Linked DNA regions of Mus musculus: region 1 is linked to region 2. Evidence: chromatin loops called from intact Hi-C (ENCODE). Cell type or tissue: heart. All regions are shown on one strand. Links, peaks and the distances in the headings refer to the core of each region. The heading gives the core; the rest is flanking DNA. Region 1 overlaps 4930564D02Rik (RIKEN cDNA 4930564D02 gene). Region 2 has its middle 58 kb from the start of Gm40118.

Region 1 (12,463 bases), core at 2,657-10,656, 88 kb after region 2:
CAGATACCAGGACAGCCAGGGATACCGAGAAATCCTGTTTTGAACCCCACCACCCAAGAAAAAGATACCACTAGAGAGAGTGAGCAGATGAGCCACACCTAGGAGAAATTCTTTCTTTGCTGAGCATGTACCTGACAAAGGCTTCTATAGAAGATATACCAAACTAAAAACTCAGTAATAAGAAAGCAAACATACAATTTTTTCAAACATACAATTTTTTTCAAACATACCATTTTTGAAGTAAGATAGACTCAAACAAATGCCTTAGCAACGAAAATAGATGCAAAATAGACTCAGAAGAAGATGATCAATGCAATTAGTCATTAGAAATACAAATTGGCACACCATGAGGAACGACCACATGCCAACATAATGCTTGCAGGTTTTTTTGTTTGTTTGTTTGTTGTTTTGTATGTGTGTGTGTGTGTGTACATTTTTTTAATATTTTTTATTACGTATTTTCCTCAATTACATTTCCAATGCTATCCCAAAAGTCCCCCATACCCTCCCCCCCCACTTCCCTACCCACCCATTCCCATTTTTTTGGCCCTGGCGTTACCCTGTACTGGGGCATATAAAGTTTGTGGGTCCAATGGGCCTCTCTTTCCAGTGATAGCCGACTAGGCCATCTTTTGATACATATGCAGCTAGAGTCATGCTTGCAGTTTTTAAAGGCAACACAGGTGCTATTGAAGATAGAGCCGTTGAGATTTTCATAGTACAAACAGTCTGGAAAGAGTTGGGCAGTTGCTTCAAAAGTTTTACATGGAGCTGGAGAGATGGCTTAGCCTGCAAAGCTCTTGCTGAGCAAGGGTAAGGACCTGAGTTTGATCCCAGCACCGACACAGGAAACGAGACATGGTGGCCCACACATGTAACCCCAGCACTTGGGAGGAAGAGACAGGCAGGATCCCTAGGGCTCATTGGCCACTCAGTCACTCCTACCTGGCCAGCTTCAAGTCAGTGAGAGATTCTTCTAAAATACAAAACGAAACAAAACAAGTTAACAGGTTCTGAGGAAGGGCACCCAAGGTTGACCTTTTGCCTCCACACATACGTACACATTTGTGCACCTGCACACACACCAACATGCACACAAGTCCATGCATAAACACTCCCACACAACAAGAGCCTAGAATCTCCCCACTTGAGAGACCAAGCAGAGAGATCGCTGTGAGTTTCCAAGGTGGTACTCATTTTGAAGGCCTGAAGAGGTCGTGGAAAGTAGCTCGGTTGGCCTCTACTCAATATAAAAACATGTTTCCCTTTAGGAAGAATGAACTGCCCACAACAGAGCTTTGAGCTGGCCGTGAGAAGACGAGGGAGCGACAGTCCAAGAAATGGATGGTCCTCAGCCAGAAAACAGCTTTATAAATTACATTAATCTCTTATTAAGACTCTGGAAGCATCGCTTAAAAATCTTAGTTGTGCTTTATAGCTTTTTTTTTTTTTTTTTGAGAGAGAAGTTTTACAGTATAGCAGTGTTAGCAGAATTGGAAATTTGAAAAGGCTTTAGGCCTTGCCCCTCGAGAATGTCAAAAGCGCCCAGTAGCTCTTGGTGAATACTGTTTGAGTTGCATTATGATTGTGTGTTTAGCTACCTCCTCTCCCAGGTCAGAAGCAGTCATTTGGACCCAGTACCAGATTATCTGGGGTCAGATGTCAGTTCACTTAACAGCAAGGTGGCCTTGAACGCGTTATTTTTACCTCTATGGGCCACAATTTTCTCATCCTTAAAGTAAAATAACACCTGACTGATGGAGTTAATTTTCAAAATTAAATATGGCAATACATAAAAAGCACCTCAATCAATGTCTGACCCATCAAAATCGATTGATAAATTCCAGTAATTAGCTTGAGCGTTCCCTCCAGGGCAGAGTTTACATCTTAGAGGTGGTTTCTAAGGCTTCTAGGAGCACGTGAAGTGTTTGGCGTTTGGTATGGCCTCAAAAAGAGCTGGATGGATAAATGAGTCAGTAAATTTTGTTCCTAACGTCTGCCAAAAGTTTGTTCCTCACATTTGAGTTGTTTTATTGATAGTGTGGTGTGCCATTGTAGGGTTCTGTGCCCGTGTCCGCTCAGCCACTGGGCATGGCCGCTTGGAGAGGCAGAACGCAGGGCGTTTGACTGTGTTTATCCCACACCGCTGGCTGTTGGGCTGTAGGAAAACAAGCGCTCAAGGCACTGCTCCAGGAGTGGAAAAGCACAGTCTGAGACGTGGAAAGCCGGAGCAGGTTCGGTGGTCCCGGGCCTGTGGGCCTGCAACAAGGCCGGGGCCGTGGGGTTCTCAGGATCCAGGCTTCCTCTCATGGTCCACTGCCCTGCAGGCCATTTTACCCGGACATGCCTGATAAGATGGCACCACTAATAATGGTCCTCCTTCCCACCATGACCACAGCTGCCACTGTAATCAGTTATTGCAGTTACTGAAGATCATAGTGCAATGATCCTAAGAGCAGAGAGGCAGAGATGCTTAATGGAGCCACACCCTTACCTCTGTACTGCATCTTGCCATCACGATAAGAGACAAGGTCTAGCTTCTGACCAAAGTGTCCAAGAGAGATGCAGACAGCCCACTGCCTCGAGATTCCGGAAGCCCCACCTGGAATCGATTCTCAACCTAGCACTCAGGGTGATCCTGCTAAAATCTCTACTAGGTCATGTCACTTCTCTGCACAAATACCATTTCTCCTCTTACTTGTAGCAAATCCCAAGATTCTCACAGTAGCCCAGTAGGTCATGTCCACCCTCTCGATTCATTCCTTAGCCCATGGTCTTCTTCCATGGGCTACTCCAGCCCTTTGTGTTAGAACTGGTCCTACTGCAACTCACACATTCCCAGGGGGCTCTCGCTTGGAGTCTTTACGCTTAACCTTCCCTCTGCCTGCTATGCTTTCCCCCAGAAATTCATCAATTCTCTCTTCAAAGGCCTTCTCATCAAAGAGGCCTTTTCTGTCCTTTTGTCTAAAACTCCCTAAGAGTAAGGACTTTATCCAGCGCATTCCTCCACCCCCGCAACTAGCCCAATGTGTGGCACAGCAGATTTAGTGAGCTTATCGATTGTCTAAGTGAAGCAAACCCCAGTTCACTGGTCTCCTACTTGTTTCCCTTCGAAGGCAAAGTCCTAAAGGGTGACTTCTCCAATGGTGAACTGTGCCCAAAGATGGCTCCTTGACCTGAAGCAGAATGGGGAACATAGAAGCAAACCATTGGAGCAGAGAAGGAGCAGCTGACTAGAATTCTCTGCTGGAAAAATTGAGGCTCCATGGCTCAGTGCAGTGAATTTTGTCTGTGTTTCCAAAGCATGGTATAATGTGTCAATGTCCAAGAAGCCTAAATAACCATCACATGACTTTGTGAAATGGGTATAATGAAAGGGGACACAGAATTATAAAAAGAAAAGGAAAAAGAAAGGAAACCCTTTCTCTTTTTTTGCGGGGGGGGGGGGGGGGGGAAGGGTGTCGAGACAGGATTTCTCTGTATAGCCCTGGCTGTCCTAGAACTCACTTTGTAGACCAGGCTAGCCTCAAACTCAGAAATCTGCCTGCCTCTGCCTCCCAAGTGCTGGGATTAAAGGCGTGCGCCACCACCGCCCGGCTTGGAAACCCTTTCTTAAATGTCCAACCTTTTGACATTGAAATATGACACTGTCACCAACAAATGTGTTGGGTCACATTCTTTTCTGTTTTAAATTTATTTATTTTATTATTTTTTGTGCATGGGCGTTTTGCTATGCACATGCCTGGTGTGCCCTCAGAGATCAGAAGACAGTGTGAGACCCCCTGAGACTGGAGTTACAGACTGCTATAAGTCACCCTGTGGGTGCTGGGAATCAAACCCAGGTCCTCTGCAAGAGTAACAAGCGCTCTTAGCCACTGAGCCATCTCTCCAGCATCAGTTTTAATTCAGTGCCCATTCCTGTTTAACAACTTTTTTTTTTTTTGAAACAGGGTCTTACTATATAACCCTGGCTTACTATGTAGGTCCAGATGGCCTTGAACTCACAGAGATCTACCAACCTCTGTCTTCCACACACTAGAACTAAAAGCATGTGCCACCATACCTGGTCACATTCTTGAGGCTCACGTGACCCAAGGGCTGAAAGTCAGACAAGCCTGAATCATTGATGAGGTTTTTCTTATAACACACATTTTAAACAAGTTCTTCGGGCAATCACTGTTTGTATTGGTTAGTTTTGTGTCAACTTGACACAGCTGGAGTTATCACAGAAAAAGGAGCTTCAGTTGAGGAAATGCCTCCATGAGATCCAGCTGTAAGGCATTTTCTCAATTAGTGATCAAGGGGGAAAGGCCCCTTGTGGGTGGGACCATCTCTGGGCTGGTAGTCTTGGTTCTATAAGAGAGCAGGCTGAGCAAGCCAGGGGAGGCAAGCCAGTAAAGAACATCCCTCCATGGCCTCTGCATCAGCTCCTGCTTCCTGACCTGTTTGAGTTCCAGTCCTGACTTCCTTGGTGATGAACAGCAACATGGAAGTGTAAGCTGAATAAACCCTTTTCTCCCCAACTTGCTTCTTGGTCATGATTTTGTGCAGGAATAGAAACCCTGACTAAGACACTGTTCTTTTAGTTTTGTTTTAAAAACAAGATTTTACTATGCATCCCAGGCTGCCCTTGAACTCATAAAGTCTCCAGTCTCTGCCTTCTGAGGGCTCAGTTTACAGGTGTGCACCACGACACCCAACTTCAGGCAGCTCTTACTGTGAGCTAAAGAAATGTCTTAGAAAGGACCTTAGAGTTTCAGTAAAGTGTGAGGCTACACATTAAAATGGAAAGACCTGACTTTCACAGGCAAACAGGCCTGGGTTCAAACACTGCTGTCACTACTTATCTGTGTAGCATCCTGCTATTACGTGTTCCTGAGATCCTAGGATCCATTTCTAGTTGAAGTAGAAAGCTATGCAGATTCTATTAAGACATTGAGATGGCTGAATAAGTATAAACTGTACCTGGAACACAGTACCGTTAATTATGGCAATGTGCTATTATAATTAGTCTGTATGTGGAGTCATTTCTCTCCTTCCACCTTTATGTGGGCTCTGGAGATCAAACTAGGATTGTTTGTGTAACAAACAACAAACGCCTTTACCTGCTGAGCCATCTTGCCAGCTCACTAATAGTAGTTTTTATAGCCTCTGTCTTTTTCTGAGTGCTTAAAAATCTCTATAAAATGTTTTCTTTCCCCCTCCCTCTACTCTCTCTCTCTCTCTCTCTCTCTCTCACACACACACACACACACACACACACACACACACACACACACACACTGGCATCACAGAAGTAAAAAGCATACAGTCCAAAGAGCCTATTCTGCAAATAAAAGAAACCCTCTTGCCTCCCTCACTAGAGTACCTCTTCACTCCTCTGGAGTAGACCAGGGGACACATTTTTGCTCTTAACTACCATTGATTATTAGTAATAAATCCATATATTCTTAGAGTCTTCAGTCTACCAGAGTTCTCACGTGCGTTATTTGAGGACTGAAGCTGGAGAAGGTGGCAGAACTCCCTCACCACTCACAGTGACAGGTCTGTCTGTGAGGATATTGTTGTGCCTGGATTCAGAGACAACAGGGCACACACTCCATTAGGAAGCGGTCCCCATCATCAGGACCTTAGAACTGCAAGCTTGAGGACAGAGGAGAGAGGAGCAGAGGCCACATGACCCTTTTGCTTCCTCTGCTGCCCTGAATCACCAGGGCTCTGACAAAGAGCAAAGGAGTGGCTAGAGTTGATCTCCCCGCACAGTGTCCCAGCAACCAACCGGTTCTGCTCAGGATTGCCAGCCTTCCACAACTCCACACTCCCACCTGCTGGATGCTGCCTTGCAGAGCTGGGCCATTCACCGCCTGCTCTGATTGCTGTTTCCCAAGAGTCAGCCGCTGCTTAGGGAGCCATGGCTGGAATGGAAGGAAGCACTCAGTTACTTTCCTAATCCTACTTGAGTCTCAGTCTATGATGTTTTGTGACCTCTGCGCACTCGGAACTTTAAATTCTCCCAGCTTGTAATCAGGGGACACAGCCCTGGCTTGCCCTGCCCTGCTTGGATGAAACAGGAAAGAACAAACTGCCCACTCAGCCAGATGGAAAGAATTGAGACATTGGTCAGGGGACTGCTGTAAGCGTCATAACGAAGGGGATTTATCCCTTACTCTGCTTTTAAGCAGAGGCATCCAGTAAACAGACGGAGAAGAGAAGGCCCAGAAAATCAAAGTGAACAGCCATAGGGAAGAGACTTGATTTCCTCCATACTTCACGGGTATGTTGACACCGCTCCCACTGCAGACACATGTGGACAATCACAGACGAAAGCTCAACCTCTATACTTTCAGACCCTCATGGAGTCACCCACTGGTGTTTTGTCCATCTTCTTATCCATTTGTCTTCTGGACGTGTTCTTCTATGCCCTTGCCAACCTCATTCTGGCAGAAAAGAAAGTTTCTTCAACCACAATACCCTCCTTCTGCTCCCTCCCGTTGCTGAGTCCCGACCTCCCCACCCAAGGATGCCAGGTCCTCACCGCCCTCTTCAGGAAGCTGTTCTTTCTCTCGGGTGATTTCTGATTTCCTGCCAGAAGGGGAATACCCAGGGTCAGCACCCTCCTGTCTCACCTCCCACCTCTACCAGATCCACATCATCTCTCTTATATGTCACTCAAAGCTCTCTGTGTGCTTAATGGTGCAAGATTTGTCTCTTCTGATCATTGTAACTGACCCTGATCCTCATCAGCTGACAACCTTCCCCACTAACCACCGAGTATCAGCTGTCACCGTCATGCAGTGACCAAGTGCAAAGCCCACCTACCTGACACCAAGTCTTCTCTCAGTATCACCCTCTCTTCCAGTCCCCTCCACCTGCTCCTCCTCTAAAGGCCATCAGTGGCTCACGCCTCTCACATGTTAAGCATTAACATCTCGATTTAGGCAACAACTCTACCCACTTGCCTCTGCCTCCCACTTTCCCACGCCTGACCTCCCAGGATTCCAACACTTTAATCTTATTCCTGTCTCCCTGTTTATCCTCTCTTCCCAACCCCCGAAGTATGTCTTTCAAACCCCAGTCATGGTAGCCCATGCCTTTAACCTCATTTCTCAGGTGGCAGAGTCAGGCAGATTTCTGTACGATCAAGGCCAACCCTCACTACATAGTGAGACCCAGTCTCAAACAAACAGCAAAACCTAAGCCTCTGAGCAGAATCTTAAGTGACCCCTCAGTTCCCCCGACCCCTCAGTTCCCTCTGCTCCCTTTGTCTTCCATGCATAAGCTCTAGAAAACCCAGACCCCAGAGTCAATCAGTTTCCCCACCATTTGCCCTGCACTTAAGCCTGGACTTTGGGGGGAAAAAAACTATATTCTTGCACTAACTGGTCCCTTGGTACATTTCTCAAAAGGCCATTACAAACCCATCTGATTCTCCTGTCTCTCACCAGGCTGTCTGGCCCTTTCCTTGATGAGTAAAATTAAAGTCAAGAGTAGCTAGAGAGATGGCTCAGTAGTTAAGAGCACTTGTTGTTGCAAAAGACCCACATTCAATTCCCAATGCCCTGATGGCAGTTCACAACTATCCATAAGTCTAGTTCCAGGATACACATGATACACAGACATAGATGCAAGTAAAGTACTAGTACACATAAAATAGTAACAACGACAATGATGATGATGATGGCAGTGATGGTGATGATGATGGTGACAATGAAGAGAAATCCAAGAACTCGGTCTTTGTTTTGACCTTGCCTCAATCTCTACACTCAGAAGAAGGCCCTCTACTCAGAGTCGGCCTGTCAGCTTGGGCCTAAATCCTCCTCTTCCATGACAGAGATGTAACTCCATGATGGAACGCCTACCTAGCATATTCAAGTTCTCACTATGTGGCCCAAGTGAGCCTCAAACTTAAGATTCCCCTGCCTCAGCTTCAGTCCTTGAAGAGATGTCACCATGATAAGATTGCTACCACAAAAATAATGCCTTGGGCATTGGGAATCAATGTTGTGGGGCGTGGAAGGAACAGCCTTCAGGGAAGGGCCAGATACTACTGGTTACCAAGTGTTGCTAGCCTGGGCATGCTGTGTCAGCTACAGGAATCTGACAAGAAGAACACTGAAACGCTCTTCCTGCCTGTGTTCCTTCAGTGCCCTCCACTGACAAAGCTTAACACTGAACCAGACAGCGAGGAAGAAAGAGCTTCAGGATCCAGCGCTACCACATGTGAGCATGTGGGGACCAGAGGTCAACACTGGGGGTCCTTCTTTATTGCCCACCACCTTTTTTTTCCTTTTTGATTCAAGATCTCTCACATCACCAGAAGGTCACTGATTCATTCAGGCAGGCTGGTCAACACACTTCAACAATCAGCCTGCTCAGACTCTCCCCATCCCAACCCATCAGCTACACGCGCACCCAGCATTTATAGTCATGGCCACTATGGTTGCGTTTGTAGGTGGATTCTGGGGATCTGAACCCAGGACCTTATGTGTGTGCAGCACTGCACTGTCTGAGCCGTCTTCCCAGATCCTTTTAATTCTAGCCAAGCTGCTGGGAAATGGCTGTCACTGTCATTTCCTCTCTTCCATCCCCCTGCCGTCCCTTTTACTGCACATCTCTAACACCACTCTCCACAGAAAGCTCTATTAGTCAAGCTCTTCCATGAAATACACAGCAGATTATTTAACTTTGCATTTTTTATTTATTTCATGTGTATGGGTGTTCTACCTATATGCGAATCTGTGTGCCCCATGTGTGCCTGGTATCGACAGAGGCCAGAAGAGGGCTTTAAATTCCCTAGAATTGAAGTTACAGATGGCTCTGAGCATCTCTCGGGCCCCAGGAATCAATCCTGGGTACTCTAGAAGAGCAGCCAGTGTTCTTAACCTCTGAGCTGTCTCCCCTGCCCCAGTAATTTTTATCCTTACCCTTTTTCATTTGATAATTTTGAAGGATTTTGCATTGAGAACAACTATAGTCTTTCTTTGAATTCTGTGGCATTCCTCATGATAAACTATATTGTTTGCTCAAAATTCTCCTCCTTTTGGCATGGTTCATTATGAACACTGCCCTCACTAACATTTGACCTACATATGGGACTTGTATTGGCTAGCAGGTGATGTATGAAAAAGAAGTGACAATGTGATCAGTCCCAAGAAGAAGCTATAAGACAACTGCAAACGTCTAGCCACCTCCTTGCAACCCATCCTTCAGCAGCAGAAAGCAAAAGGCCATGTAGCTGCTTCTCCACAAAGCCTGAGTCCAGAATGAGCCACACAGATCAGACCTGAACAATCCCACAGCCAGAGACTCCAGTGCCGATCCACCCACCATAAACACAAAACCAACAACCACGCTTATGGCTTTAAGACGGTAGGATTCATTCAGCAAAGAGGAAAAAACTGAGAGTCACACCTAGACAAAGCCAACAACCACGCTTATGGCTTTAAGATGGTAGGATTCGTTCAGCAAAAAGGAAAAAACTAAGAGACTCACACCTAGATAACTTATTTTTTAATGGAGGAAGATACAAGTTAAAAATATCAGGAATGGGGTTGGAGAGAGGGCTCAGCAGTTAAGAGCACTGACTGCTCCTCCAGAGGTCCTGAATTCAACTCCCAGCAACCACATGGTAGCTCACAACCATCTGTAATTGGATCTGATGCCCTCTTCTAAAGAAAGAGACTGTGTGCTGATATACATCAAATAAATAAATAAATTATATATCAGGAATGAAGAACCAGTAGATCTTAAAATAATGTTTAATATACAGATTCCTTAAAAGACAAATTACCAAAGCTGACACAGGAAAGTTAGAAAATACAAGGAGCCCTTTACTCACCAAGTATATTGATTTGATTCTTTAAAAATCTTTTCTACAAAACTGGGGTAAGCACATACTTAAGATACCAAGCCTTTTGTTCAGTTCCCAGCCCCTCAAAATAAAAATTTTCTATAAGAAAATCCCTAAGTTAAACCGCTTCGTTAATGAATACTACCTCTCACAGCAGAAAAAGGGGTAATTTAATCTGTTAGTAGGGAGCTGGAGAGATGGCTCAGCGGTTAAGAGCACTGGCTGCTCTTCCAGAGGTCCTGAGTTCAATTCCCGGCAACCACATGATGGCTCACAACCATCTGGAATGGGATCCGATGCCCTCTTCTGGTGTGTCTGAAGACAGCAACAATGTACTCATATATAAAATAAATATATAAATATAAAGTTTAAAAAAAATAAACTCTATAGAGACATAATCTGTTAGCAGTTGTAAACTGCCAATAGAGCCTAACAAACACATAACAAGAAGGTAAAAACTGGATCAGCACCTCCCAGAAATATCAATACAATATCCCTAATAAAACACTAATAACTGGAAGAAGTAATGTATACAGAAGGATTTTGAAAGAATTTATCATAATTCAAGAGTTTCTCAAGAGCACAATATTTAGTCAAATAATCAACATGGTTTGCTACATCAAGAGAATAAAAGAGACAAATCATATGATTATCTCAACAGATTTTTAAAAATTAATGACTGTTCAGGGTAAGGCTCTCCACAAACAGGATAGAGAAGAGTTTCTTGACTCAATTAAGGACCTACAGAAAGCCTAGTGGTCACATCCCACATAATTATTAGAGACTGAATACTCTCCATTCTAACAGCAAGAACAAAGCCAGAAAGTCCTTTCTTTACACTTCTCTTCAACACTGTGTCGAGTTCCTAGGGTAGGAAGGTGTGAAAGAGACAGAAAGGCTGGCAGAGACCCAAAGGGACAGTGAGAACTGAGCTTCCTACCCTCACAGCATGACCACGCTCATAGAAACTCCTTAGGAATCTGCTGCCAAGGCAGCACGAAACAAGGTCAAATGTCAGAATCACTTGTTTTGTTGGTTTTTTTTTACTATAAATGAATAATTGGGATTTTTAAACTTAAATACCATTTACATTAGCACCAGGACTTCTAATCCTGACCAAAATGGAATAACAGGGAATAGATGTACACACACTCGCATTTGAAGCAGATAAAACTCCAGATAAAATGTATGAAGCAAGTTTTCAGACATTAGCGGCAAGCAGCTTGGATGTGGATCCTAAGCGACAGGCAGCAGGGGTGAGCCCCGCAGCTTTCTTGGGTGGTGGCAGGAACAAGTTTCAAAGTGTTTATCTAAGAAAGGGGATCCCCAAATATCTCTCCATTCAAGATGCCAAACAGGCCAGGTCAGAATTCAGAGATGAAAATAAAGAGATATCCAGGATATCTGGGGAGGGTCTCCATCCATGCTGACCCACGTTTGCATGAAGAAGCTGTCGCGGAAGGCTAGCTGGGCACTCTTTCACCAAATCCAGATAGATGTCAATGATAGCCAAGGAGCAGGTCCCTGGATGTTGAAGGGCCTGAGTTCCAGAGTCTCACAGCTAAGCTTCCAAATCCAGAGGCTTACGGCTCTAAGCCTCAAGGATGAGCGGTTTACACTCCCTGCTCTCTAAGCTGGAGGCTTACTGCTCCAGGTGCTCAAGGCTTACCGCTTACAGTACCAACACTTGACAGCAATCGGTAGAGCCCTGAGCTTTAGGTATAGGGACTCCCAGCTCTCTCACCCTCAGCAGCTCTCTCAGACTCTTCAGGCATCTGGCAATGGCTCATAAGCCTAGACTCCTTCCCTCGTCTTCCGTAGTCTCGGCCTCTCCATCATCTCTTACCTTCTCAGTAACTCCAAGGCCCTTCATAGTTTTATGGTGTTCAGAGTCTGCTGCAGCTCAGGGCGTTAGGCATCCCAGCACTTTGCTCTTGCCAGCTCTCTGGAACTCTTAGCTTCCTCTTTGGTGTGATACTTTTGAGCTTTTCTTATCAAGCCCATTAGCCCCCTGACAACTCTACAATTTTTCGGAGGCCTCCACTGCTGTAGCTATGGAAGTCTGGTTTTTTGTCTGCCCTTCATGCTCGCCTGTTTTGCCCATGGGTAGGCAAAAGACCATTCAGAAGAAGTCTTTTCTGAGACCTAATAATCCAGCATGACCGTGGGGGATGGGAGAGTCACTGAGGATGTCACTGGCGTGGGAGGATGGTTAGTGCCCGGGAGTGAAGCCTCCTAGACTAAGATGGAACGTGTAGAAACGGCATTGAGGACATGCTTGTTTACAGACTATAATTTTGTCACTCACTGCCCCAGTTTCCAACTCTACCAATCACAAACCTCACATATGGATCAGTCATGAGCCTTGATGGGGAACCAATCAGAATGCTCACTTGGGCAGCACATATACTAAAATTTAGAGCCAATCAGAAGCCTTACATTTCACCAATCCCCGGCTTTTGCTGAGGGGCGGAGGCCGTGCTTCCCCTCCTGTCCTGAGTTGAGACGAGCTGTCCTATGACAAGCTGTCCGGTGAATAGGGCCACCTGATTGTCTTATTTGGAATGGGGTCTACTGAAGCTGGTGCAAATTGCCTCGAGTGTTCCTGACCGG
Region 2 (12,463 bases), core at 2,775-10,774:
GGACTCGGCAGAGCCATTCTGCCAGCCCCTGGGAATTCTGTTCTGGGCCCGGAGAATTAAGGGAGGCAAGGCAAGGACCCCAAAGGCTCCGAGGCTCAGCCTGATTCCAATTTGAAGCTGTCAGAACTGCAGTTAAAATTCTGATCAGCCTTGGTCTCAGGGGGTTAGGGGCTTCTCATGGCTGCTGGAGGAAATTACTCACTTGGATAAACCCAAATTAGACTTGGGAAAGTAGCACATTTCTCTTTACCCTGATGTCTGGAGGGTTTCTCCACTGGCCTGTCCCCCTCCTCTTCCTTCGCCCACTCCAGCCACTTCAAGTCACAGATCTGGAAAGTTCTCAGGCCTCTGCAATCTCTGGAGTTTAACAGACATGTCAGAGGCTATGCTGAAATTCAACAGTGCGGATAGTGGGTTGCGGGAGACCCATTCACGGGGATGATGGGCCTGGAAAAAAAAGAAACCAATGTGTCTTGCCAGGCTGCAGTCAGACCCACTGTCACTCAGTGGAGACATTAGGAAAGCTTTTTTGATGCTTCTGCACCTTCTTTCAGTGAAGAGCCCTCTGTCTCCTCCCTCCCTTTCTCCCTAGACTCCTCTGTAAAACAACATGATGAAAAGGCTAGGTGGGGCGAGAGGAAGGTTGATCACGGGAGTCATGGGATTTTTCATTGGCCATCCCCATGCTTGCTTCCTACCTTCACCTGATTGCACCAAAAGCTTGGACCCAGATTGAGTTCATCAGACTCTTGAATCTAGAAGGAAGGCATGAACACAGTCACACAGAGAGCAGCAGGCAGTTGCAGCTCCTGGAATCCAGTGTCCTGGAGATAAAAACCCAAAGTGATCTACTAATAGGTTTCCCTTTTGTTTAATGACAATACATTTCACCTTGAGCTGGCTGGAGTTGGCTCTAAAGAAGCTTAATTGCTTTAAGAAAAAAGAGAGAGAGAAGGAGGGAGGGAGGGAGGGAGAGAGAGGGTGGGAGGGAGGGAGAGAAAGAGAGAGAGAATAACCAAAAACCCTCCCCCTTGGGTCTTATCTTCATTTTCCCAGCTGTAGTAGTTTGAATGAGAATGGCCCTATAGCCCTATAGTATATTTGAATACTAGGTCCCCAGTTGGTGGAACTATTTGGAAAGGATTAGGAGGCGTGGTCTCTTGGAGGAGGTGTGTCACTGGAGCAGACATTGAGCCATTCCCAGTGCCCCTCCCTCCCTCCTACTTCGGGATCGAGATGTTTCTTGTTCCCAAGCCTTTGCATTGCTATCATGGTATCACGGACTCTAAACCTCTGAAACTGTAAGCCCAACTAAAGGCTTTCTTCTATAAGTTAGTTTATATTTTGACACCGCAACAGAAAAGCATCAAATATACCAGCCATTCTTCTGGCTTTTCCCTCAGATCACAACTGAACAGCACCAGTATTCCCTAGCCACCATCTCCTGAACCCTTCATTGAGATTGGGCTCCCGAGCACCAGGTTCTTTCCCTGTTGAGATGTGCCATGTGCTCACCTGTATCCTTCCCCGTGTCAGTGTGTTAATTACTTATAACAAAGCTATAGCTCTTTGAGGCTTTTTGGACATTCTATTCCCCAGCCCATAATGCAACGCCTAAAACATAGGAAGCACACAGTAAATATTTGTTGAATAAATACATGAATAAATGAAGACATACACACTAATCTTCTCCCCTCCTTTCTCATGGGAAAATAATAGAAATTAATTACCTGGTGCAAATTATTATTCATCTCAGAATACAACCAGTCAGTCAATAAATTAGGACTAATTGGAGTGCCAAAGTCTGTATTAATCTAAGCAGCTTGGACAAATATGCAAAATACCAGGAAGAGGGGAAGGGGAAAGCTTCCTCTTGAAAACGGTGGACTACACTAGGTCCCACTAAGTTTCTTTTTGCCTGATCTGAAGCAATCTATTCCTCTGCTTTTCATATCTGGAGAATGGACAGTTAAGAGTTACAGATAATGGACACTGAGGCTGTAGCTTGCTTAGAGGTAAAGCACTTGCCTTGCTTGCCCAGTTCGATCCCCAGCACTACAGGAAAAAATTATCATTAATGATTTATTAGGTTTGCAACTGGCTCTGAATCAATGAGCAGATACTTCTAAACTCTCACTAGATCCAAATGAGATAGAAACCTCTGGGCAAAATTCTACTTTCTGTCTGGCTAATGCTGCAGTCTTGTGAATACTTCACCTCTATCTTATGTCTGGCTCAGAAGAGCCACTGTGAAGATGGTGGACTGAGAGGCCCTAGGGCAGTGGACAGGAGTGGAGCCTACGAGGTTTTTCTCAGGGAGCCTGTTTCTACCATCCCTATGAAGGAGAGGGAGAGAGAGAAAGAGAGAGAGAGAGATCTTTCCTGCCCCTAGGCTAGCAATTACAGGAACCAAATTGTCTCTTGCAAGAGGCACTGTGTCTGGTGTCATTTCGACATACAATAAATTGTGCTGCCCATCAGGCTGCTAGAGACCAGCCCTTGCTGGCATTTCCTATGGCTCCCAGAAAGAGCCCATGCGGATGTGAAGACAAGTCAGCCAGCTGCAGCCAGAACCAGGAGTAACCCCTGCTGGCTGAGGGAGTGTCATTCTGTCACGCAAGGGCCCAGTGCATGCCTGAAAGGGCACAGCTTCAAACTGGCACCAGCGACAGATCTGCCAGACTTGTCTTCTATTTGTCAAATCCCAGCAGAGAGAAGGATAAACAATTCAAAGCAGTACAGAATAAAACAATGGCATGAATGTGATGTCTATTATTCTAGGGCAGTGTGTGTGTGTGTGTGTGTGTGTGTGTGTGTGTGTGTGTGTTTAAGACACTGATACTGCCCAGTCCTCTTATCATCACCGGCCTGGATGGTCAGTAACTTTTTCATGGGTCTCATGACTCCATAGGCTCTCTCCTCACCAGTCCTCTCTCATTCTCTCCCTCTCCCTCTCATTCTCTCCCCCTCCCCCTCTCATTCTCTCCCCCTCCCCCTCCCCCTCCCCCTCCCCCTCTCCCTCTCCCTCTCCCTCTCCCTCTCCCTCTCCCTCTCTCACCCTCTCCCTCTCCTTCCTCAGAACTTCTCTTTCAGGGATAGGGAGATGGTTCATTGAGTAAAAGTGTGAGAACCTAGATTTAAATCCTCAGAACAATTAAAGAGGCGCAATTTGAGCCCTCCTGCTGCTGCTTTGAGATGAGAGACAGAAACAGGAGAATGCCCCAGAGTGTGTGTGATCCAGCTAGCCTGGGGTATGCAGATGAAAAGCAGCAAAGAGATCTTGTCACAAACAAGATGGCAGGCAAGGACCATCACTTGAGGTTGTCCTCAGGCTTCACACTGTGGCATTTGTGCACCCACCCAGAGTAGCACCATAGATGCATACATATACACTATATACACCCTCGTTTAAAAAAAAAAAAAAAACCCTCAGTGTTCATAAAACTTTCCTGTTTGTACTCCCTCCAAAACGGTCCCATCTCTGCTAGGATGGACACCCCCATTTCAAATGTTAATACCTTACGGGATCTTTAAGGTCTATCCTAAATATTCCCTCATTTATGACACCCTCCTCCACTCTCACTATGCAACCTCAGAAGTTCAAAGTACCTCTCCCTCTAGAAAACAAAACTGTCAGTAATTATCAATTTCCTAGTACTTGCTTTCGGCATTATGTGCATCGTATTGATACTATTAGTACTCCCATTTTATAGATGAGAAGGCTGAGGTTTAGGCAACTTACCCAAGATCACAAAAACTCCTCAGTTGCACAACCAGAGCTTGGACCCAGAACTACTGGCTCCAACAAGCTCCCATAATTGTTGCACAGAATTCTCTCTTTCACCCAAAGGAGTAAGTTGGGATAGTGTGATTCCCAACACCCAGATGAGCTCATAATCTAAGCAGTGATAGATTAATTCTGATGCCAGGAAAACTTTTCATCAAGGTCCCTCACCCTTGAAACTCTCCCTGAGTTTCCAGAGCTAGCCTAGAATTTTTTTTTTTTTTTTTTTTTTTTTTTTTTGGAAAATGTTCCACTGTGCTACATTTTAACCAAATTTTGTCAAAGCGGGTGTCTCTATCCCAGCCTCTTTCTATCACTGGCTGGGTCCAAGCTGCACTTAAGGATACAGAACAAGGAGCCGGGCGTGGTGGCACATGCCTTTAATCCCTTTAATGGGAGGCAGAGGCAGGCGAATTTCTAAGTTCAAGGCCAGCCTGGTCTACAGAGTGAGTTCCAGGACAGCCAGGGCTACAACAGAGAAACGCTGTCTCGAAAAAAAAAAGAAAAAAGAAAAGAGGATACAGAACAAGGGGAACTGAACTGAAGTCACTGATCATGGGTTATTTATATTCATGCAGTTCATAGCTGGAGCTGGAGTTAAGCTAGGGCCATGCACAAATGACTCTGGGGGAAAGTCCCACCGTCTCTATCAACAACTCCAACCCACCTGGCTTCACCACACAGCAGTGCAGGAACGGAGGTAGCATTGTGCAGGAATATAACTGAGACATCTCATGCTGGCCTTTACCAGAACTTCTGAGTCACAGAGTACAAACCTGTAGCACTGTCCCCAAAAACAAATCTATCAGTGAGTAGAGTCTCATGTTTTATGAATCTTATCAATAATTCAAAACAGACTTGATCAATTGTGTTAGAAGAAAAACAGGCTTATCTTTTTTATTCTGCCTTGAGGACATGACGTGCCAAAACTGTTGTCATATGAGGGAACATCAAAGAGTATGTAACCTAAAACATGGGAAGAAAGTTCTGGAGAGATGTGCCAGCTGCCTAATTAATTTTTCCCTCTTGTTACTTTTCTGTCTTTGTGCTGTCTATCCTCTTTTGAAAAGTATAGTTTATAATTACCTGTCTTCGTGTTTGTAATAAACATCCAATTTTATACCTAGCTCTGTGTCCACAATGCTATTTCCTTTTTCTTAAATAGCTTTTGTCCTAATTGATCACATTTTGCCCTTTCTCAGAACAAGCCCTGGATCTGCTCTCATGAATCCTGGTTAAAAAACGAAACAGCAGCAGCAGCAGCAGCAGCAGCAGCAGCAGCAGCACTCTTGCTATGCAGTCCCCATTTCACCTTCTAAGGCCCCTTTCCATCCAGCTGCAATACTGCAATAGTCACTCTGGTCTGTATATGCATTCCGGACCACAGCTACAGTTTCACAGACTCTCTGATGTTCTCCACCATGGGTACACATATTTATGGTTGTATTTTATCTCTTCCCAGTGACCCTTCTCAAAGTCTTACAAAGACTTGATAGAGTTTCCAAAGATGAGCCCCATCTAGAGACAAGTGATTTAGAGCAGACAAGGAGGGAACCCTTTGGTCCTGGTCTGTGTGCTAGTGATGGCAGATATGGCTATGATGTTCCTCTCTGTGTATTCAGATTGCATGGGTAGGAGCCTTCCTTCCTCTTTCCCTGCATCTTAGGTGCTGAAGGGCATTATTCTGTGATCTTCCTCTTTTCCTGCCCACTTCTACCTCTCAACTGTGCTAATTGGACTACTACTAATATGATGATCTTTGAAAGGAGCAAGAATGAGAACAAGGAAAAGTTCACAGTCCCAGATTTTTCCATCATGGGAAGAATTAGAAAGAGTTCCTGCAGATAACCAGGGAGTATTCCAAGGGAAAATCAGACCCAGTCTGTTTCTGCCAGGTTTGAGCCAGGAACAACCTGATACACTCACATTCCCTGCAAGCAGGAACCAGCCTCATCCGTGAGATAAGAGGCCCTCCAGGGAGTGAAGATAAAGCACTGAAATCCATTTCAAAGATCAGAAGGTGTGGCCCCCCGCCCAGGAAACGTGTCGACCAGCCAACTAGATGGGGATGAAAAGAAAGAATATTGGAATCACACAATTACTGTCTGGCTAAATTAATTGTTACATTCGTCTAAATGGATGAGACGTTTTAATTAGCAGGGTCTGGTTGTTTACCGAAATTGAATATTTGGCATGTGGGTGTTATGTGCACATGTGTGTTTGTTCTAGTGGAGCCCAAGCCGAAGCAAATCTACACTGATTGCTTTCTCCACGGGTGAAGGGAATGGAGGTGTGGAAAAGCCAGCCTTCTCTCTGCAGATCCTCATCTCTGAGCCACAGCCCTCACCTGGCCACCACAGGTGACCTTACAGCTGGAGGAGACATCTGGGGGGGGGGGGGTCAGGGTTAGAGTCAACTGAGGGCAGAATGGGGAGGTAGAGAGCTGTGCCTGATGGAAGATTTGCCCACTTGGTTTGTAGTGGTTGGTTTGGGAGTCTCCCAAATATGCCTGTAGAATGTGTGCCCCCAGGGGGCAGCAGAGGACCAACCCTTGGGTAGTCAGCTACATAGTTACTCCATTGTAGCCAGAAATGTGGGTTTGGTTAAACAGTGATTAGTAACAGGGAGAAAGAATTATCTAGAGAAAGTGCAAAGATTCAAACCACCTGGGGCTTTAGGCGCCCTTGCCAGCGGGAAGGAAGAAGATCCAAACTGGAGGAGATCAGGAAGAAACAAGCAGGGGCATTAAAAGCTAAAAACAGGTTGATGTCTATCTCAGGAGGGACAATGGAACTGAGGACCCACTGTGCAATTCAGAACCCTGTAGCAAACCACCAAGGTGTTGGACCTGTAACATGAACAGAAAGCAAGGATGGAGCCTACCACTGGAGATGCCATCTGTAAGGAATGTCAAAACATTCCTGGAGATGTGGGAAGCTAGCGCGTTCGCCAGAATCCCCCTGCCAGAAGGACTGTGGGGGTTAGTTAGGCACATGGTGAGATCACATGGAGCTAGAAGTAGGTTGGATCATTTGAAAAGAGTTCAGAGAGACAGGAAGCAAAAGCAGGGCACGCCCCTGTTGTGTATACTAAACTATGCTCTTAACCTTGAGCCTTTATTCCACTGGTGGGATATGCATGCACAGTTGGGAAGAGACTGGCTAGGAACAGCACTAAAGAGTCAAGGCCTATCACCAGCTAGGGACACAAAGCTCTCAGCCCTAACTAAAAGGAAGACAAATCATGACCCTAGCAGGTGCTCAGTCTAGATCTAGCTCCATTTGCAATGGTCTGTGTCACTAAATTAGAGTGGGGTAGGGGACCTCCGCTGTCCCCTGCCCACCTACCTACTTCAGGGTCTGAAGAATTAGAGGCCAGAGCATCTTTTCCAGAAACTGAAAGAGTTCTTCTGCCTTCCCCGGGCTGGACCAGGGACAGCGCCTCTGCCTAGAAACAGAAAACAAAGACTTTGATTCCGCCTCTTTCATTTCAGAGTCTGTCACTAAGGTCTGTCTTCATCTGTTATAAAAAGATGCCGGAACGATGCTCGTGGCTACACAGTTGGCAGATCGGAGGCAATGAGATTGTCTCTGGACAGGAGAAGATAATCTCATTTTCTCTGTCTTTTTGATCAGAGGAGCAAGTGGGGGAATGAAATTTCATGCAAGTTACTCCTTTCTGCTGCAACTGATCGTAAGCGTTACTTAACGTTTCTTGAACGCTGAAGAACTGCGAGGCACCAATGATTCCCCCTTGAGCTTGGAAGCTGGAATGGGCATAAAATCAGAACCAAGCAGTTTCAAAGAAAGCTAAATTCCCAAGATTATCTTACCCAGGCCACATGTCTCTGGGCTGGAGTATGCAAGGAAGAGGTGTGGCCACACTTCAGGTCTTTCCCACTGGTCACTTGGAACCTGGCTTGCACTTAGGTGATTCCCTGCCACCACCATGGATCACATCCGAGTCATTTCTTCTTGCTATATGGAAGAGAAAGACTACTTGACAGCTAAAGCAATCAGATCTGCCTTCTCAGATGAAAACCTATGCCCCAACATCCTTCCCAGTCCAGCACATCAAGGCCACATCCTCCTATGTGGATATGGGAGCGGCAAATGGAATGCATTTGAATGAATTACTCTCTCCTCTGGTCTCAATATCTTCGTTTGGGGAAAAAAATGACACAGTTGGGGCAAATAACATCTAGACCCTCTCTCATTTCTCTCTGATTTCAGACTCACTGTCAAGGAGAAACAGCCCAAAGAGGAAACTGAGATGAGTCCCCCAGCTACCGACAGGGGGCTTGTGAAAGGAAACTAGAGTAGCAGAAGCTGTGGTGAAAGAAGTGAGAGGAAGGAGAGAAGACAGAAAGGCTTGAAAGATACTGCTTTAAGGGGTGTTTAACGTGCGTTGCATTTCTTCTTCTGAGCCTTCGAAAGAAAGCCACTTGAACCAGCAAGGCTGAGTGCCTTGGGTCGGGGAGCTAAGGGAGTTGTCTCTCTAGAGGCTGGAGTTAATGGGGGTGCATGTGGTGGTCTGTGAGGCCCCAACAGAACCCTGCCCTAGGATGGAGTTAGCAGCTTTGTGGTGAGGAGGCACCCATGAGAACCTCAGTGGGCTCATGTGCTCAAGCCCTGGTCCAAGTCACACCACCAGAGGCCATTGCACTCTGAAGAATGGAAGACCTGTCTCTCCAGTGCCAAGATATGGGAAGATGGTTTGACAGGCTCTGAGAGCTTTAAAGCTAGAGACAGCACGGAGAAGGGGATGGAAGACAGAGGTTTATAGAGTGATGGAATTAGTCCTTCCATTTGTATGGAGCTTCCAATGTGTGAAGACCTCGAAATGCATCATCTTGGTAGCATCCCTGCAACCCAAAAGCCATCAAGGTGGCTGTTCCTCTCTACTGTTTTGTAGGTAAAGAAGCCAGAGTGTAAATGAGTTGACTGGCCTGCCCAAAGTCGTGAAGATAACTGGATAGAGACTCAGGAGTAATTACAGACAGACAGATAGATAGACAGACAGACAGACAGACAGACAGACCCAGGCCCCATTGCTCCTCTGTCTGGCCTCTGGCATTATCTGAACTTTTCTGTTTTTATTCTGCAAAGCTGAGTAGAAACAGCTTGGGCAGTTGAGGCAGATGATGGGTCTAAGTAAACAATCAACAGGTCTAATCTGCTGTTTCTCCTTTCTAGGGCTGGGACTATGGCTCAGTAGTATAATAACAGTTGGCTAGCATGCTGGTTTTAACCTTAGTCCCACACACTGCAGAAGAACTCCTTTCTTTAGGATAGACAATGAATGGGGTAGAGGGAGTCAGAAGGCCTGATTTCAAATCCTGCTCACTACTTCTGGCTATGTGATCCTAGATCAAATTACTAAATTTTCTAGTAATTTTTCCTTCTGGAAATGGAAAAAGCAGACCTCTTGACAGCTGAGAGCACAGAGAACAGACCTAACGACCTTCAGCCTTAATAAACTCAGTTCTTCTGTCCACTGCAGACATGAGCAGTCACTTTTTCTGAAATCTGCTAACAAATTCTCAAAGACCTCTTCTACCTTAGGCTATGGATAGTTATTGTTTATTACTACCTTTGTGGTTGCTTACCAAGCATTTGTTCTGACCCAGACACTGTTCAGTGCTTCGGTGCTTAACCTGCGTTATCTTGTTTTGGAGTCTAGGTTTAGTTGATGTTATTGGTTTACAATTTTTGATTGTAGAGTCTTGCATGGCCCTGGGTGACCTTGAACTCACTAGGTAGTCAAGGATTATCTTGAACTTCTGATCCTTCTGCCTTCGCCTTCCAAGTGTTGAGATTAGGAGTATGTCCCTGATGGGCTATCTTATTTAACTGCTCTATAACAGACAAGAAGTTCAGAAGCTCACCCAAGGCTACTGTTAACAGTGGCAAAGATGAAAACAGGCTCTAAAGCCAGAGCTTTTAACCTATCCAGGCTTGAGCTGACCCTGCACACTCAAACATGGGGAAGAGTGGGATTCCTTTCTTCATGTATGAGTATCCCGCCTTGGAACCTGAGGAACCTGGCAAATTGGGAAGCAGCCTGGCCAAATTGAAAATGCCAGACTTAATCATTTATGCAAATTCCAGGATTCTGTTTGTTTAAGAGGTTCCGAGTTGAGATGCCTTTGGGAAGCTGGGGGATGTGGATGATCTCAGAAAGCCGATTAGTACACAAAGGGATGTTATCCCTGCTGGAGAAGACAGGCAAGCACTGAGAAGTTCAAGAAAACTTACCGTGTACAAAGAATTCAATTAGAGAAGCAGCCACTAAGATTAAGAACAAAAATGAGCATTAAGAATAGGTGCCCTTAAACTTTATATGTCCCAGTACAGGAGAACGCCAGGGCCAAAAAGGGGAAGTGGGTGGGTAGGGGAGTGGGGGTGGGTTGGTATGGGGGACTTTTGGTATAGCATTGGAAATGTAAATGAGCTAAATACCTAATAAAAATGGAAAAAAAAAAAAGAATAGGTGCCCTTGACACTTACAGAGGAGTTTGTTGTCTGACCTCCAGAGATCATGAAGTGACACACAAAGATCTGGGTGCCTGGTACTCAAAACAGACAGACCCTGGCCCTGTATAAGTGAGGAAGGAAGGAGGGAAGGAAGGAAGGAAGGAAGGAAGGAAGGAAGGAAGGAAGGAAGGAAGGAAAGGATGATGGATGGGGTGAGTGGATGGATGCATGGATGGATGAATGGATGTGAATGGATGGATGAATGGGAGGATGGATGGATGCATGGATGCATGAATAGATGGAAAACAATTCTCTTACTGAAGAATGTGGCACATTTCTTAACATCCAATAACCTCGGGAAACTCAGGAGACTGAAGAACTCACTGACAATAGAAAAATAGAAAGTCAGGACAGGGTAGGAAGCTCACCTTGCTAGGAAGCTGAGGATGGATAGAATTGCACTAGCTTCCTGAGTCCTAAAGCAACAGGGTCACCAAGCAGAGAAGGGCCACTCCATGAGGGATATGTAGCCTCGACATAATTGTTTGTTTTCCTAGAAATTGACGTATTGGTAAAACCAAGGTGGCCTACCCTTCTTGTTAGCCTGCCTCACTTCTTACCCTGCAAGCCTACCCTAAATCCCAGGAGTTTCCCATTAAGTGACAATGCCTGGAGGACCTAGCACATGGCAATGTACATGCTAGATATACTCATAAGACCAATTTCATGGGGACGCAGCTTTTTTCCATTTCTATGCCTCTGATTTTAAAAGTCACTTCTAAAAGATTCTAGTCAGTTTAGAACTCAGTGGTAGCAGCTACAGTTCAGAGGCTCCTAATTTAGGCAGGCAGCTAGGCTGGGGACTCATGTGGATCCTGTTTTAGCTTCAGATTAACCTAACACCACCAGTATTTAATTAGTCGCTGTGCTGGTTTGAATGAAAATGGCCCATAGACCCATAGCGAGTGGCATGATTAGGAGGTGTGGCTTTGCTGGAGGGAGTGTGCCATTGGCTTTGAGGTCTCAGGTGCTCAAGTGAGGCCCAGTGTCTCACTCTCTTCTTGCTGCCTGCTGAAACAAACAGAATTCTCAACTACTTCTCCAGCATGATGGTAATGGACTAAATCTCTGAACTGTAAGCCAGCCCTTAATTAAATATTTTCCTTTATAAGAGTTGTTATAGTCATAGTGTCTCTTCATAGCAATAGAAACGCTAAGACAGGCCCCGTTTTACTGGGGGAAACCCTGAAGCTGAGAGAAGTTAAGAATTTGACCCAGGGGGCTGGAGAAGTGACCTGTGGTTATAAATACTAGCTGCCCATCCAGAGGGCCTACAGTTGATTCCCATTATCACTTGGCAGCTCACAATAGTCTACAACTCAAGTCTCAAGGGATCCTACACTACACCCTCTTCTGTCCTCTTTGGGCATCAGCCATGCACATGGTACATAGACATGTAGGCAGGCAAAACACCAATACACATTTTTTTAAAAAAAAATCATAAAATAAAATAACATCTTTTTTTTTTTTTCAAAAAAGAATTTGACCCAGAACATAACTAACCAACGAAGGACCCAGTTTTGAGACCCAAGACATGAAAATGATTATGAAACCCCCTCCAGATATAAGGCAAAGACAAAACGCTGGTGATAAAACAGATATAAAGAACTTTACAAAGATCTTAGTTTTCCCATGACTCTTTTAAACACAATTGTTTAAAAGTAGCTCAGTGGCAGCTGCTTACAGAGCCTGCATGCTAAGCTTGCCCGTTTTTCTGAGCTCTAACACAAAAACATAATCTCCCCTCTCCCTTCTTTCTTTTTCCAGTATACCCAAGATATGCTATCAGACATTCTGGGCTCCCTCAGTATTCTCTGGGGACCTCGTGCCCCATCGTATTGAACTGCTTGCTAATATGCATGCCTAACTTGAAAGGCATGACTCTCCTCCTTTTTTTTTTTTTTTTTTTTTTTTTTTGACCTCCCTCCTTCTGGTAACTGCCAGGATTTAGAGCTTGCCTGGCCTATTGTTTTTCTCTCAAACTCTAATAAAATGATCCCCAAGCTTAAACAAAAAGAAAAGAAAAACATACTTCCTTGACTATAAGTAAATCTACCAGGATGAATAACCCAGGGCTGCCTACTCTAAATGATGAGTTCTTTTATTAATTTTTGGCCAAGTTCATTCATACATATATACATAC

What was found. A loop is a pair of places that touch in the nucleus more often than their neighbours do. Peaks named below come from ENCODE experiments on the same cell type or tissue, not always from the same donor. Only the 100,000 strongest peaks of a DNase experiment are listed, where the experiment ranks them.
Region 1: a loop joins it to region 2, with 10 times the contacts of the local background. A loop is called at or near these places in 11 of 42 quality-filtered maps.

What each region holds. Positions count from the first base shown.
Region 1 is chr3:105,071,751-105,084,213 of GRCm38, reverse strand. It overlaps 4930564D02Rik (RIKEN cDNA 4930564D02 gene), which reads right to left. Exons shown (of 5, transcript NM_029228.1): 3 at 6,536-6,582; 4 at 6,368-6,437; 5 at 5,408-5,915. The coding sequence starts at 6,394. The coding sequence ends at 5,631. Among named protein-coding and RNA genes, the nearest start is that of 4930564D02Rik, 11 kb to the right of the region's middle. In heart, for the core only: a CTCF peak has its summit at 5,835; no DNase peak of the experiment used is centred there; H3K27ac peaks cover 380 bases; H3K27me3 peaks cover 378 bases.
Region 2 is chr3:105,159,418-105,171,880 of GRCm38, reverse strand. No RefSeq gene overlaps it. Among named protein-coding and RNA genes, the nearest start is that of Gm40118, 58 kb to the right of the region's middle. In heart, for the core only: a CTCF peak has its summit at 6,318 (motif pointing right); no DNase peak of the experiment used is centred there.